Regions from separate parts of the Homo sapiens genome. Here region 2 is linked to region 1. Evidence: read pairs that join two places in POLR2A ChIA-PET (ENCODE). Cell type or tissue: PC-9. All regions are shown on one strand. Links, peaks and the distances in the headings refer to the core of each region. The heading gives the core; the rest is flanking DNA.

Evidence for each region. Peaks named below come from ENCODE experiments on the same cell type or tissue, not always from the same donor. Only the 100,000 strongest peaks of a DNase experiment are listed, where the experiment ranks them.
Region 2: POLR2A ChIA-PET joins it to region 1 with 12 read pairs; 2 of 35 experiments call an interaction of 5 or more read pairs at or near these places.

The regions. Positions count from the first base shown.
Region 1 is chr10:34,490,684-34,498,740 of GRCh38, reverse strand. All of the region lies in intron 3 of PARD3 (par-3 family cell polarity regulator), which reads left to right. Among named protein-coding and RNA genes, the nearest start is that of PARD3, 320 kb to the left of the region's middle. In PC-9, for the core only: no CTCF peak of the experiment used is centred there; a DNase peak (open chromatin) is centred at 4,560; H3K27ac peaks cover 1,556 bases.
Region 2 is chr10:35,014,804-35,021,103 of GRCh38, reverse strand. It overlaps CUL2 (cullin 2), which reads left to right. Exons shown (of 21, transcript NM_003591.4): 18 at 4,710-4,912. Among named protein-coding and RNA genes, the nearest start is that of LINC02635, 45 kb to the right of the region's middle. In PC-9, for the core only: no CTCF peak of the experiment used is centred there; no DNase peak of the experiment used is centred there.

The DNA.
Region 1 (8,057 bases), core at 1,482-6,481:
CAGTGGTGCAATCTTAGCTTACTGTAACCTCCGCCTCCTGGGTTCAAGAGATTATTGTGTCTCAGCTTCTCAGGTAGCTGGGATTACAGGTGTGCACCACCACACTTGGCTAATTTTTGTATTTTTAGTAGAGACAGGGTTTTGCCGTGTTGGCCAGGCTGGTGTCGAACTCCTGGCCTCATGCAATCCTCCTGCCTTGGCCTCCCAAAGTGCTGAAATTACAGGTGTGAGCAACACTGTGCCCAGGGGATAGTGGCCTTTTTACTTCAAGTATTCATAGCAGGAATAAAGCGTGACATAAATGGCATGTATGAAATGAGAATGATGTGTATAAAACTCATGGGACAGTGACTAATATGTCTTAAATAAATGAAATGTTATATTCCGTGGATTATTTTCTAGATTTATTTTCCTAAACACTGTCTTTGAAATGAATACCTACATACCACACTTATGCATCTCCCTCAGACTTTTAAAAGAATTATTAATCAAATGAAGCTGAGAAATACTGAAGTGTCTCTTTCTACATCTGACTGCTTCTTATAATTTGCTGTCAGTTCCTATGGGTTTCAAGCTTAATTCTATGCTACTCGTATTTGAAATTTTTGTTTTTTTTCTGCCTACTTACCTACAATCTTATTGGTAAATATAATCTTTTTGAACATCTTATAGTAATATATCTTATGGAAATCAAAATAATATAAGAAGTTCTTTGAGGAGGTAGGAGAGGGGGGAAAGCACTTCTTTACATTTCTTTGTCACGGTTTTTGTATATTACTTCGGTGCCCCTTGAATTATTTTCCAAGATCTAAGTATGTGTGGGTAAAATGCAACTGTTTTACATGTGTAACTTTATTATAATTAATTGTGTTTCATCTTTTTTAAAGATGGAAAAAATCACACTGCAATAGTATTTGTTACTTCTTTTCATAGTCAAAGCACATCTAAGTAAATTGAGTTGAGGCCACATCTTGACCCGCTGATCATCTTGTTAAATTTCATGTTGCTTCCTAGCTCATTTAACTTGTGAGGAACAGCATTTTAGGAGGCTTGATTTAGCAATTCTTTTCAGTAAAACCATACCTCTTCTCAATGAATGTTGTATAAAGTCAGCACAACCTGTTCCAAAGAGATTTATTACACTGTAGTGCAGAAAATATTGTAGAAATTATTATGGTGAACGTGTGACTTCAGGCAGCTTTTCTTTAAAAAAATATAACCTTAATTGTGGGGAAAAGCTCTCACTGTCATCCTTCAGTATCGCTTGGGGGTTGGTTCCAGGAACTCCTGCAGATACCAAAATCTGAAGATGCTCAGTTTCTTATTTAAAATTGTGTAATAGTTTGCATATAACCTGCACACATCCTCTTGTACACTTTAAATAATCTCTAGATTACTTATAAGGCCTAACACAATGTAAACGCTATATAAATAGTTGTTATACTATATTGTTTTTATTTGCATTATTTTTAATTTTTGCATTATTTGTTATTTTTATTTTCTTTTTCAAGTATTTTCAATCTGTTGAGATTCAGTCCGTGGATTCAGTTTGAATCCATGAATGTGGAACCAACAGATAGGAAGACCAGTGGTATTTAGTGTTACTACATTGGATATTTTTCACTAGTCTTCTGCATTGCTGGATCACATTATTTCATTTTTTATTACAGAAAATTTTAAACATACAGCTCAACTATCAGCTCTAACAATTATTAATTTATGGCTAGTCTTGCTGCATCTATACTCCTACGAACTCATCCAAACAGGATTATTTTGAAACATATTTCAGACCTCATGTCACTTCTTCTGAAAACATTTTAGTATACATTTTAAAAATAGTATACTATTTTTAAACGTTAAAAATAGTACTGTTTAATAACAAAAATACTTAAGCTATATGTAATAGTGTTATTAAAATATCTGAATGTTTTGTAAATGTTGCTTTATATTTGGCTGGTTTAGAATCCACACGAAATCCACACCTTACATTTGATTGATATATCTCTTCGGATTCTTTTAGTCTATAGGTTGTTCCTCCTGCCTGACCCCTGTGCATGTGTTTCAGTTTCTTCGTTGAAATTGGGCTTGCTTTCTCCTGCAGCTTCCTCCTGTCTTGACTTCGCTGAATCCATCCCTGTGGTATCTACCATGTTCTATAACCTCGGTGTTTCTTATAAACTGATAGGTGGATGTAGAGTCTTAATATAACTCCGATTTCAATTTGTAATAATATTATCTCCAGGCATTGTTGTATGGTTCCATCAGCAGATGGGGACAGTGTGGTTGTTCATCATTTTGTGAGCAGCCCCTGGTAATTATTACCTGGATCTTTTATCTGTCTACCTGTTATTACTGTAATTCCTTTATTTAGTAGGGGAATATTTCTATAAACAGAAACTTTTCCTTCTCAGCTATTCTTGCCAGTTACTCTGAGGTATACAGTTCATATGGAAAGTGTAGGCCAAATGCTTAATTTCATCTGTTTCTTTATCAGTTTTGTTTTTGTTTCTTTTTTTTTTTTCTTCTTCTTCCCTTTTGAGACATGGTTTTACTCTGTCACCTAGGCTGGACACCCAGTGCAGTGATGCAATCTTGGCTCGCTGCCAAGACCTCCTGGGCTCAAGCATCCTCCCATCTTAACCTCCCAAGTAGCTGGGACTACAGGCGCACACCACCATGCCCAGCTAATATTTGTATTTTTGCAGAGACAGGGTTTTGCCATATTGCCCAGGCTGGTCTCAAACTCCTGAGCTCAAGTGATCCACCCACCTTAGCTTCCCAAAGTGCTGGTATTACAGGCATGAGCCACCATGGCTAGCCTCTTCCTTTATTGGTTTCAGAAAAAATAAGTTGGTTTTCTGGGGCCACATCCTCACGGTTCATGTTTACTGTTTTTTTTTTTTTTCTTTTTAAAAGATATCATTAAGAACTCACAAACATCAACATAGTTATTACTGCAGCCGGTTGCATTATTCTTCTTACTGATGTTTCAGTTGCCCCACATTTGAATAACCAGACCCCTCTAAGCTGACTCCTGAGAGCTGTTGGTAGCAGCATCCTCACTTTCTGCTGTGACAGTGTGTTTCATGCTCTTCTAATATATTTTCTGCCCCATACCTGGAATCAGTCATTTCTCAAAGTAGCCTTGCCCCTATTAATGGGAAAGGGTATTCAGAGACCACTATTTGGAATTATTGCTTTTATTTTGCAAATGCTTAAAGTAAGTTAACATCAGGAGCACGCTGGCTCTAAATTCAGTTTTCACAGCTATGTCTGAAAATGTAGTGAGTCTACCCTTGATTATCCGAGTGATTAATCTTTCCAAGGGTACCAATAAATGTGGGTTCTCCTTGCCAATTCAGATTTTCCTTTATTTGGACTCTGATGAACTTCTTACAGAACTGTAGCCTGACGTTTCTGTGGGCACTGTGACTGTGTGTTGGATGAGGTCTTACTTGGCAGGTGTCAGAAGCAATGATGGGCAGATCTGCTTGTCTGCAGTAGGATGCCAGAACACAGTGACCACTGTGCTTGTGTTGAGTTGTGGGTTTTTGTTTGTTTTTTTTTTGCTTTTTTTGTTTATGGGTACAGATAGTTAGGAAGCAATGGTATCTCAATGAGTTTAACATTTTCTTTTGCCCCCTGCGAAATTGAGTGCCAGGAAATTGGGCTCAACCATTGTGTTGTCTTCAGTAGGCAAATTGGGTTGGGGGGCTGGAAATTGGTCACAGTCATGGTGCTAAGTTTTGAAGAGGTTTTTCCTAGTGTGGAATGTCTGAGCATGAGCTTGGTCTTCCCTGACAGTGGAATTGGCTCCAGCTTTGCAGACCTTATCAATCCTGTTACCAGTGCATCCTACATTTCATCTCCCAAAGCTGGCTTCATCAGTGATCTGTGAAGTGTGATGCAGAACCATTGAGGCATGGAAAACAAATGGGGACCTTTGATCAACATGGGGATTAGGGGAACAACAATTATTAAAAAAATATCAGGACTTAACATATCTGTATTTTATTATCTCACATTGTAAAATTTCCTATTCCTTGTATATGTTTAATAATGTTTGTATTAGTGGAATTGAGCATTTAAATGATCATTAAATAAAAGTCCTATACAGCTGCATGCTCAGAAAGATTTTCCTAACAGGGCTATGTTATCAAGAAAGTTTGGAGGCACTGGACCTGCTTTCTGGTCACTTTTTCTGCATCTTTTCTTGGGCAGTCTTTTGATCCATTCTCCAGTTTAGTCAAGTGATCGTTTAGTAATTCACATCTCTCTTCCTTCTACCTCCATGCTTAAAAACCTTCAGCAGCTTCCCAGTACGGTTAAGAATACTGGTATGTTTTGTTCAAGTGTATAAGAATTGTTTTGTGTCTTTGCAGCCTTGTCTCTTCTACCTCATGACTAGCACGCTGGGCCTCTGAATTTCTTGGATGAGTCTTCTTCCTGCTTAACTCTAGGCACTCTCTTTTCCCTTTGTCTGGTAAAACTTCTCTTTGGTGCTCTCCTGTCTAGCCTTACTTATGCCATAGGCATCTGGTCAAGTAACAGTTTCTTCAGTAGGTGTTTCCGGATTCCATAGAGTTGCTACATAATCCTGTAGTGCTGTGTATTTTTGGTGACTACGGGAGAGTAGGGAATTTGTGTGGGTTCTCTAGATCCACTGCTGTGTTGGGAAATGTTTAATAGCCGGCTCTCTGAAAACCGCAGAAACCTGGCTTTGTCACATTTTCCCATTTCCATGGTGTAAATATGAGTATTATGGCCAGATTCAGGCTACCAAATTGATGTCACTGAATGTTGAGTTGGGATGAGATGCATGGTAGCAAACTGTAATATGGTATTTCCATGATAATAGATGGAGAAGGTGCATCATGTGTGTAGATACTAATAAAATATAGTAAAATAATTCGAACGTGAAGATTTTTGAGTATTATCTTTGTTTTAATATAGTTTAGTTGGAAGTTTATGTACTATAATTTTCTTTTCTTTTTTTTCTTTTTTTTTTGAGACAGAGTTTCGCTTTTGTCGCCCAGGTTAGAGTGCAATGGCACTATCTTGGATCACTGCAGTCTCCGCCTCCCAGGTTCAAGTGATTCTACTGCTTCAGCCTCCCGAGTAGCTGGAATTACAGGTGCCTGTCACCACAGCCAGCTAATTTTTGTATTTTTAATAGAGATGGGGTTTTACCATGTTAGCCAGGCTGGTCTGGAACTCCTGACCTCAGGTGATCCGCCTGCCGTGGCCTCCCAAAATGCTGAGATTACAGGCATGAGCCACCATGCCTGGCCTGTATTATAATTTTTAATAATTTTATTTAACCATCAACTCTCAGAAATTCCTGAAAATTTAATAATTCTCTCTCATGCAATGGTAGGAGCCAGGAGTAGAGATCCCCTGTGCCACACGCAGACAGGTCACATTTTTTTGAATTGATTGAAGACATTGGAATAAGGTAATGTATGCATGTGCTTCCATTTTTGGGCATTTACTTTGCTTTGCATTATCAACTTATTCTTTTATAACTTGCATGTCTTGCATTGTACTAGCTTTTATATGAGGAGAAGTATGTATCACAGAGGGAAATATGCACAAATGCAGCCAGATACTCAACACCACTCCAGTAGTGCAACTGATTGACTAAGGCATTAACATTGATCTAATGAAGTTCAGTGGCAGGTGGTTGGCTCAGAAAAATGAATTATAATACATTAATCTTGCTTTGTGGATATACAAGGTAGACAGAAAAAATGGTAAACACTTTCGTTCTTGGAATTCCCATTTTGCTATTCATTCCCTCATTTTCCAATCATTGAGAGGTGAATTATCAGAAAAACGCTTTAGCGATATTTGCCTGCAGCTACTATATTGGTAGTTTTGACTGAATTACTTAATCGATTCGACCTAAGTTTCTAAATTGACTAAGTGTTTGACTGAAAAGATTCTTTGGAAGAAAATACAGATGATTTCACAAGATTATAGTGACATATCGTGTGAAAGTGTAGATTAAGGGTACCCAACACATTTCTGTTAATCCAAGTAAATGTTTCTGATCAGGATATAAGAGTAAATGCCATCAGGGTTACAAAAGCTGGTGTAAAATTTAGACATTTTAATAGCCATGTGGTAGGACATTTCAAATATTATTTTCTAAAGGTTAACTGTCAATATTTAGGTCCTATAAAGAAAAAGTTTTAAAATGCTTTAGAATATAGTATTTATTTTGTAAGCAATCTTTCTAGACAGAACAGCCCTTCTATATTTTATTTCCAAAAATCAAAAGCTGTTAGGGACAGAAGTTTTTAAGATAGAAGGTAAGCCCTTTTTGTTATAGATGAGGAAACTAGAGCCATGCGTGAATGTGGACAGCCTTGTTCTGTTTGAATCGGTGTTTTGAAGTGTGTGGTTTACCCTGTGAATTAAGACCTGAGCAGGTGCGAGCCTGTCTTTGCAGCAGATGATCTTCAGCCACATGCTTCGTCCTGTGCTAGCCCGTCATCCTGGATGACTCTTCTTTTTATGTTGATTCAATGTATGGTAATGTTTGCAGAGAAAACTAACGAGGCATATTAGAAATCCGTACTAATGTAGATACATTTTGTAAAATCAAATAAGATTGATCACCATCCCTACTTAATTCAGAGCAAAGGAAGGGAATCTAATTTTTCTCTTTTTCCACACCTCGTTTGCTGTAATGAAAATGGCATTCTGCTTTGAATCATTTCCAAGGAAATGATTTTCAATATTGTTGTCTGTGACATTTTGACAATTAAAATGCATTTCTTAAGCCTACTGGAAATGCTGCGATGCTTTTTCTTGTTTTCATTTTTTTTCCCCCCAGTGGTTCTATCTGTGCTTGTTGCCTAGGAAACCACGACTGGGTTGAATTCTGTTTGCCTGGTTGTCTGACAGACTGGCAAAGTTATGGATAAAGTTCTTGGCTTTAGAGTTGTAAAAGTGCTACTTAAATAACAGAAACATTTTATCAATATTAAAGTGCTTTATCTCCTCAATTAAAAAGCAGCCAAGCATTTGTTTGGTTTTCTTAAAATGCTAAATAGAGAATTATTGTTTTCCTTGATTATTATTGAAACTTCCTGTTTTGTATACAAATTTGCAATAGGATTTGAATTGTCACAGTGAGCTAGTTCTAAATATAGCACTTTAATAAAAAAATGCTTCTGTAAATTTGTTTACTTCCTTGGGGAGTCATGTGCATGTGTTATCATTCCCAAGAGGGACAAACATAAACATATTTCATGAAAAAATTCAAAGAGGTGTTAGAAAATGCAGATTATTTTGCCCTATGTTTGATAAGTAGAAAAACAATTATTTCTATATAACTTTTTCAAATTAAAGTTAGAAAGAAGTAGTGGAAATCCCTCAGATCTTTTCTGAGTTGATAGAACTGAGAGTATATAGTTAATGGTTATTTAATTATACTTTAGCTAAATTCAGTGTCCTTGCTTAATACTAAAAAATTAATTACATTGCTTAATACTAAAAAAATTTCAGAGAGATGTGTTTTTGGATGATCCTGTGACCACTGACTCCATGAAGCTGTAGAGCCCTTGAAATGAGGCAAGGGTAACTGAGGAGCTGAATCTAAATAGCCGGTGTGGCTAGTGACTCCATCGTCTGGGGACTTGATGGAAATGCAGAGTCTCAGGCCCCATCCAGACCTATTCATTCAGAATCTGTATTTTTCATGAGGTCCCTTAGGGCTGATATGCAATGCTGTCTCTTCTAGAGCAATAATTCTCTTCTAGAGCTGTCTTGGCTGCATGTTACAATGACCTGAAGAGCTTGTGAAAGTAATTCCTGGGCTTCTTCCTAGACCAAATTTTCAGTATTTCTGATGGGGATCCTGGAACCAGCATTTTACAGAGTATTCCCACGTCATTTTAATGACTGGTGAAGTGTTAGAACCACATATATAACTCAAAGAGTATACAAACAAGTGTGACGTTTGGATGGGGAGGTCTTAAGTACTGCCCTGGATTTTCCACTTTTTGTTGAGGTTAGTATAGGAACAGTATATGTAAGAAAGAGTTAGT
Region 2 (6,300 bases), core at 1-5,000, 520 kb before region 1:
GAGAAGGTGATCAAGGTTAAATAAGGTCATAGTAATCTAGCACTGTGGGAGGCTGAGGCAGGAGTATCACTTGAGCCCAGGAGTTCAAGATCAGCCTGGGCAACATAGTGAGACCCTGTCTTGAAAAAAAAAAAAAAAAACCCATAAAATAAAAAGAATGAATAGGACTTAACCAAGCTACGTAAAGGAGAGTGTTGAGAGTGTATTTCCAACAGAGGAAGAATTTTAAGAAGCAATCTGTGATGCCAGATGTGACAGAGTGAGAAAAATCCTGAAAATTCCACTGGATTTATGACTAAGGCTTTGGATAGAATTAACGATAAGGAACAGTTTGATAAAGACATACAGATACTTGATAAAGAGATATAACCAGACAGTGTGACAGAAACCATTACACTGTCTTTGTATAAATAAGTTTTATTTGTGGCAGAGCAAGAAGTTGTAGAGATTGCTGGTCAGTTGCTGAAAGACACGTTGAGAAATGATGAACTCAAGGAAGATAAAAAAAACTTCACCAGACAGTACATAGTATGGATCAGGCTAGAATTTTGTGAACCCTACATCATAGTATGTGTTGGTAGTTACTAGTGTTTGCCAGAATAAAAGTAACACCATATCATTGTGCATACCTTAAAAGATAACGATTCTATTGACTAAATTTGTCCTGCTTTTGTTTTCAAATAATTCCAACAGCTAAAAATAGGGAGGGATGTTAGTATTGTCTAATGTCCAGTCCATATTCAAATTTCCCTGACTGTCCCAAGGTGACTTGCTTGACTGTCAGAGGTCACTAATTGTATTTGGTTGTTACATTTCCCTTCCACCTCCCCACTTCTCAGCATTCTTTGACACACTGTTTTGAACAGACCAGGCCAGTTGTCTTGTAGAATATCCAGTACTTTGGATTACTTATTTGTGATTTATTTTTTTTTTTTTTAAATTTGTTTTCTATTCCTTGTATGTTCTGGAAAGTGGAAATTAGTTCTAAAGGTTTGATTATATTCAGTTAAGTATTATTGGCAAGGATATTTCATAGGTGGTCCTGTGTATTTCATATTGCATATTTCAAAGGCATCTAATGTCAGATTGTCTCACTATTAGAGATGCTAAATTTGGTCACTTGATGAAGGCGGTAACCACCAGATATCTCCATTGTAGAGGCACTCTTTCCCCTCTTCAGTTAGCTTAGCAGACAGTCTGAGGGATGATACTTTGGCATGAATACCCTGTTCCAGGAACCTAATGTAGTTTTAGCCTCCACTGATGATCCTTGCCAGAATCAGTTGTTTCATTACTGGTTGCAAAATGGTGATATCCTATCATGCCTTCAACTTGCCCTGAGAGAGTAGAGAGCTGACACAGATACTGGGGAGTGACTTGGATGAAACTATTGTGAGAGTTCTGCCCGCTCTTTATTTCCTGTCATTGTAAATGCTGCTTGAATTATTTATTGTTGGCTTACTTTAAGTATGCATGTATCAGAATGTTTTATTTTAGTTTTTAGTCTCTTAGGGTTTGCCAACCTATTCTGCAGGGTAAATCACCACTCTTGTTGTTTCTCATTTGTGTTTACACCACAGTAATTAAATGAATCATCCAAGTTTGAAGTTTCCTTTCCCCTGTCGTGTCTTCCCACCCCTTCCCCAGTCTTTTCAGTAAGAGTATGGTGCTAAGAAAAGTGGGAAGAGGTCAGTGTACCCCTGATCCCTGGTAGAGTATTGAAAAATAGCAAGAAAGGGCACAATGAAAGAATGAACTCAATAAGAAGTAAATGATGCTTTGGCCCCTCGCATGATCTCCTAATGCTCTTTGGGTCTCGTGGTGCTGAAAGACGGCAGAAGACTCATTCTGCTTTCAAACCCACGGCAGCATATTACAGCATCAGTGACATCCTGGCTGATGGTGCCACTTAATCATCTTGGTGCTTGATGCATAATTCTCTACTTATTTCTGCATATGATTAAGTCGTCATTGCAGAAATAACAAAATGCAATTTATGTAATGTTTTACTTACATTTTCCAAACTTAAATGTTGATAAGAGTCCTTTTTATAGAAATTGTTAATAGTATACTCCAAATGATAATTTTTTGCACAAGCTGTTTCTATGAATTGGATATTGAATTTAATATATTAAACCTCCTTTTGTGAAAATTTAGAGGGCTATGAATTTTTTCTCTTGGTATTCCCATCCAGATAATTCTGAAAAATGTTTCTAAATATCAGTTTTATCTGAAATGTCAAGGCATAAATGATAATAATCAAGATAATATTGCATTTATGGTGATATTAAGCTAATGAATTCACTCATAGCCTTTAAAATCTTTTTTTTTTTTTTTTTTGAGACGGAGTTTCGCTCTTGTTACCCAGGCTGGAGTGCAATGGCGCGATCTCGGCTCACAGCAACCTCCACCTCCCGGGTTCAAGCCATTCTCCTGCCTCAGCCTCCGGAGTAGATGAGATTACAGGCATGCACCACCACACCCGGCTAATTTTGTATTTTTAGTAGAGACGGGGTTTCTCCATGTTGGTCAGGCTGGTCTTGAACTCCAGACCTCAGGTGATCCACCTGCCTCGGCCTCCCAAAGTGCTGGGATTACAGGCGTGAGCCACTGCGCCCGGCCTAAAATCTTTAATGAGGTAATGAATACATAAAGCAGAAAACCTTAATCAGAGTTACTAATTATCCTTGAGAGGGAAAATGCAGTCTCTGGGGTAATTTTATGAGAAATACAGCTTCCTTGAGTTAACAATGAAGAGCTTTAAAATCAAATCTCATGTTGATTTCATCTTTTTTTTTTTTTTTTTTTTTTTTTTGTGAGATGGAGTCTTGCTCTGTTGCCCAGGCTGGAGTGCAGTGGTGCGATCTCGGCTCACTGCAAGCTCCGCCTCCCGGGTTCACGCCATTCTCCTGCCTCAGCCTCCCGAGTAGCTGGGATTACAGGTGTCCGCCACTGCGCCCTGCTAGTTTTTTTTTTTTTTTGTATTTTTAGTAGAGCAGGGGTTTCACCGTGGTCTCGATCTCCTGACCTCGTGATCCGCCTGCCTCCACCTCCCAAAATGCTGGGATTACAGGCGTGAGCCACCACGCCTGGCCCAATTTCATTTATAATCCATTCAACAATCAAATAATGCAGGCCGTGTGTGTGTTAGTCGTCAAACCACAACTTCGTGCTTTAGGAAGCAGCTCTTTGATCTGCATCTTTTTTCTTTTCTTTTTTTTTTTTTTTAAACACGTATGGAACATTACAGAGTGTAGACATGTTTGCCATATTATTCATTATGAGCTTTCAGTGTGCTGATGTCATGCTGCTGTCTCCCAGGATGTTGCAGAACTGTAGTATACATAATACTTGCTCTATCTCTTAGAGCTCCCAGGGTCATTTAGCATATAGAATTTTTTTTTTTTTTTTGAGACAGATACTCATTCTGTCGCCCAGGTTTGAGTGCAGTGGTGTGATCTTGGCTCACTGCAACTTCTGCCTCCCAGGTTCAAGGATTCTTATACCTTAGCCTCCCGAGTAGCTGGGTTTACAGGCATATGCCATCATGCCCGGCGAATTTTTGTATTTTTAGTAGAGACAAGGTTTCGCCATGTTGACCAGGCTGGTCTCGAACTCCTGGGTTTAAGTGATCTGCCCACCTCGGCCTTTCAAAGTGCTGGGATTACAGGCATAAGCTACCGTGCCCAGCACATATAGAACATATTTATGAAAACATTCAGATTAAATGTTTTTCATTTTTATGAAAACATTCAGATTAAACATTTTTATGAAAACATTCAGATTCTTTTGCTATCAACTTTCAGCAAGAGAATGGGTCTGCCTGTTTGTCTCTCCTTTCATACCTGTTTGCCTCTAGGAAGTTACTGGAAAGAAAAATGTTGTTTATGAGACATAATAGCATTAATTTTGGCAGAAATTACAGCTTAGACAGGGCCTCAAAAGCATTTTCCATGTGGCTGTGGACCTCCCAGGAGGCTTGAACCTTACCTGGGAGAGCCCAGCTATCGACAGCACTTGAGGCTGTTGCTGATATCACTTTGCCCTTTGTCTGTCCATTTCTCCTTCTCCCACCTCCTTTTATTGTTTGGGTTTTTTGTTCTTTTCTTTTTCTGCCTAAGTCTTAGCATTTCTATTAATATTTAAAGACTTTTTTTTTTGTTTTTTTTTTTTTTTTGAGACAGAGTCTCGCTCTGTCACCCGTGCTGGAGTGCAGTGGTGTGATCTTGGCTTGCTGCAACCTCCGCCTCCCAGGTTCAAGTGATTTTCCTGCCTCAGCCTCCCAAGTGGCTAGGATTACAAGCATGAGCCACCATGCCTGGCTAATTTTTGTACTTTTAGTAAAGATGGGGTTTTACTATGTTGACCAGGCTGGTCTCGAGCTCCTGACCTAAAGTGATCTGTCTGCCTCGGCCTCCCACAGTGCTGGGATTACAGGCGTGAGCCGCTGCGCCTGGCCTTAAAGACTGTTTTAACCTACTGGTGAAGTTATGATAGTTTTACTGATTTATACCATATACTCAAAACTAATAGACTTCCATCCTCACCTCCCCAAGAAACAAAATGACTACCTTGTTAACAGCAGTGGCTTTACAACAATTTAATAAAATTATTGGTTCACTCTTTCCGAAGAAAATGTCTGAAATAAAGTAAATTTGAAATGTTTCTTTGAATGGTCAATTCACTGTCAGTTTTTGTTTTAATTGTAGGTGAAGTTAAAATGAACTATTTGGGCAAACCATATGTAGCCATGGTTACAACATACCAAATGGCAGTTCTTCTTGCCTTTAACAACAGTGAAACTGTCAGTTATAAAGAGCTTCAGGACAGCACTCAGATGAATGAAAAGGAACTGACAAAAACAATCAAATCATTACTTGATGTGAAAATGATTAACCATGATTCAGAAAAGGTATGTAGTAATATTCCAAAGAATTTAAGCATCATCAGCATTAAAGCTTTTTCATGAGATGTTTGCAGTTTTAAAATAAGGCTGTAATTGTTATTGTGCTCTGGAAAGCACTTGTATTCACTACGTTACTGTACGCTCCATAGAGCTGCGAGCGTTAAGGCATCACAGAGCATGCTGTGTGAGTTGGTGCCATGTGCCGTTTATAGTTTGATTTTATTTGTCCTATACTGTTACAGCTTATTGAATAATTGTAAAAGAATTGCCATCTGGAAGATTTTGATTAATTGAGATTTTGAAACTAGCCTTTAAAGACTTTCCAGGTTTTTGGTTTTATAAATGTGCTTAATTTCATGGTTCTATAACAGGAAATGACAGCCTGTTGATGTCTGTTTGTACACATATTTAATATGTGTAACTCCATTCCAAGTGTTCTTAATGTCAGCACTCAATTAACTGTCATCTGTTTTTAACCACCATATATTTTTAATATCTGTCACAAGAATAACAAGCCATTAGTATATTACTTTTTTTCTCTGTAACTTTTTTTCTAGTTACAAGATTTTGCTGTTTTGTTGTCATAGTATATCCTAGATGTTTAAATAGTTAAAAATGCAACAGAGGTGGGATTATATCTCCTTCAAATTATTGTGCTTATAAGAAAAAATTCCTATAAATAATGTTTTGTTTTTATTTTTGTAAAGTTAATAGCCTACAGTTTATTTCTCTCATTAATTCATTTTGCTGACATCCCTAGGATTATGATGACATTTTATAGTCTATAACTGAACAACTGTAAAAGGCATATTCTGAAATTCAAATCAATGTTTTCATAATTTTGAGAAATGATTTATCTGGCATCAGAATCTTAGCAAAATATGGATTTTTTTTTTTTTTTTTTGAGACGGAGTTCCACTCTTGTTGCCCAGGGTGGAGTGCAATGGCGTGATCTTGGCTCACTGCAACCTCCACCTCCTGGGTTCAAATGATTCTCCTGTCTCAGCCTCCTGAGTAGCTGGGACTACAGGCACGTGCCACCATGCCCAGCTAATTTTGTATTTTTAGTAGAGATAGGGTTTCACAATGTTGGCCAGGCTGGTCAGGCTGGTCTCGAACTCCTGACCTCAGGTGATCCACCTGTCTTTCCCAAAGTTCTGGGATTACAGGCGTGAGCCACTGTGCCTGGCCAAAATAGGGATTTCTTAAGGTTAATTAATTATGGTTTCTAATTTTAGGCTAGTAAATTCTTAAAGGTTTTATATTTTTTTCTAAAACATGCTATTTTTGCTGCCCAGAAATTGACAAAGTAAACATAGATTCCTTGTTTGCACTTTAAATTTTATTTTATGTTTATTTATTTTTGAGATGAGATCTTGCTGTGCCACCCAGGT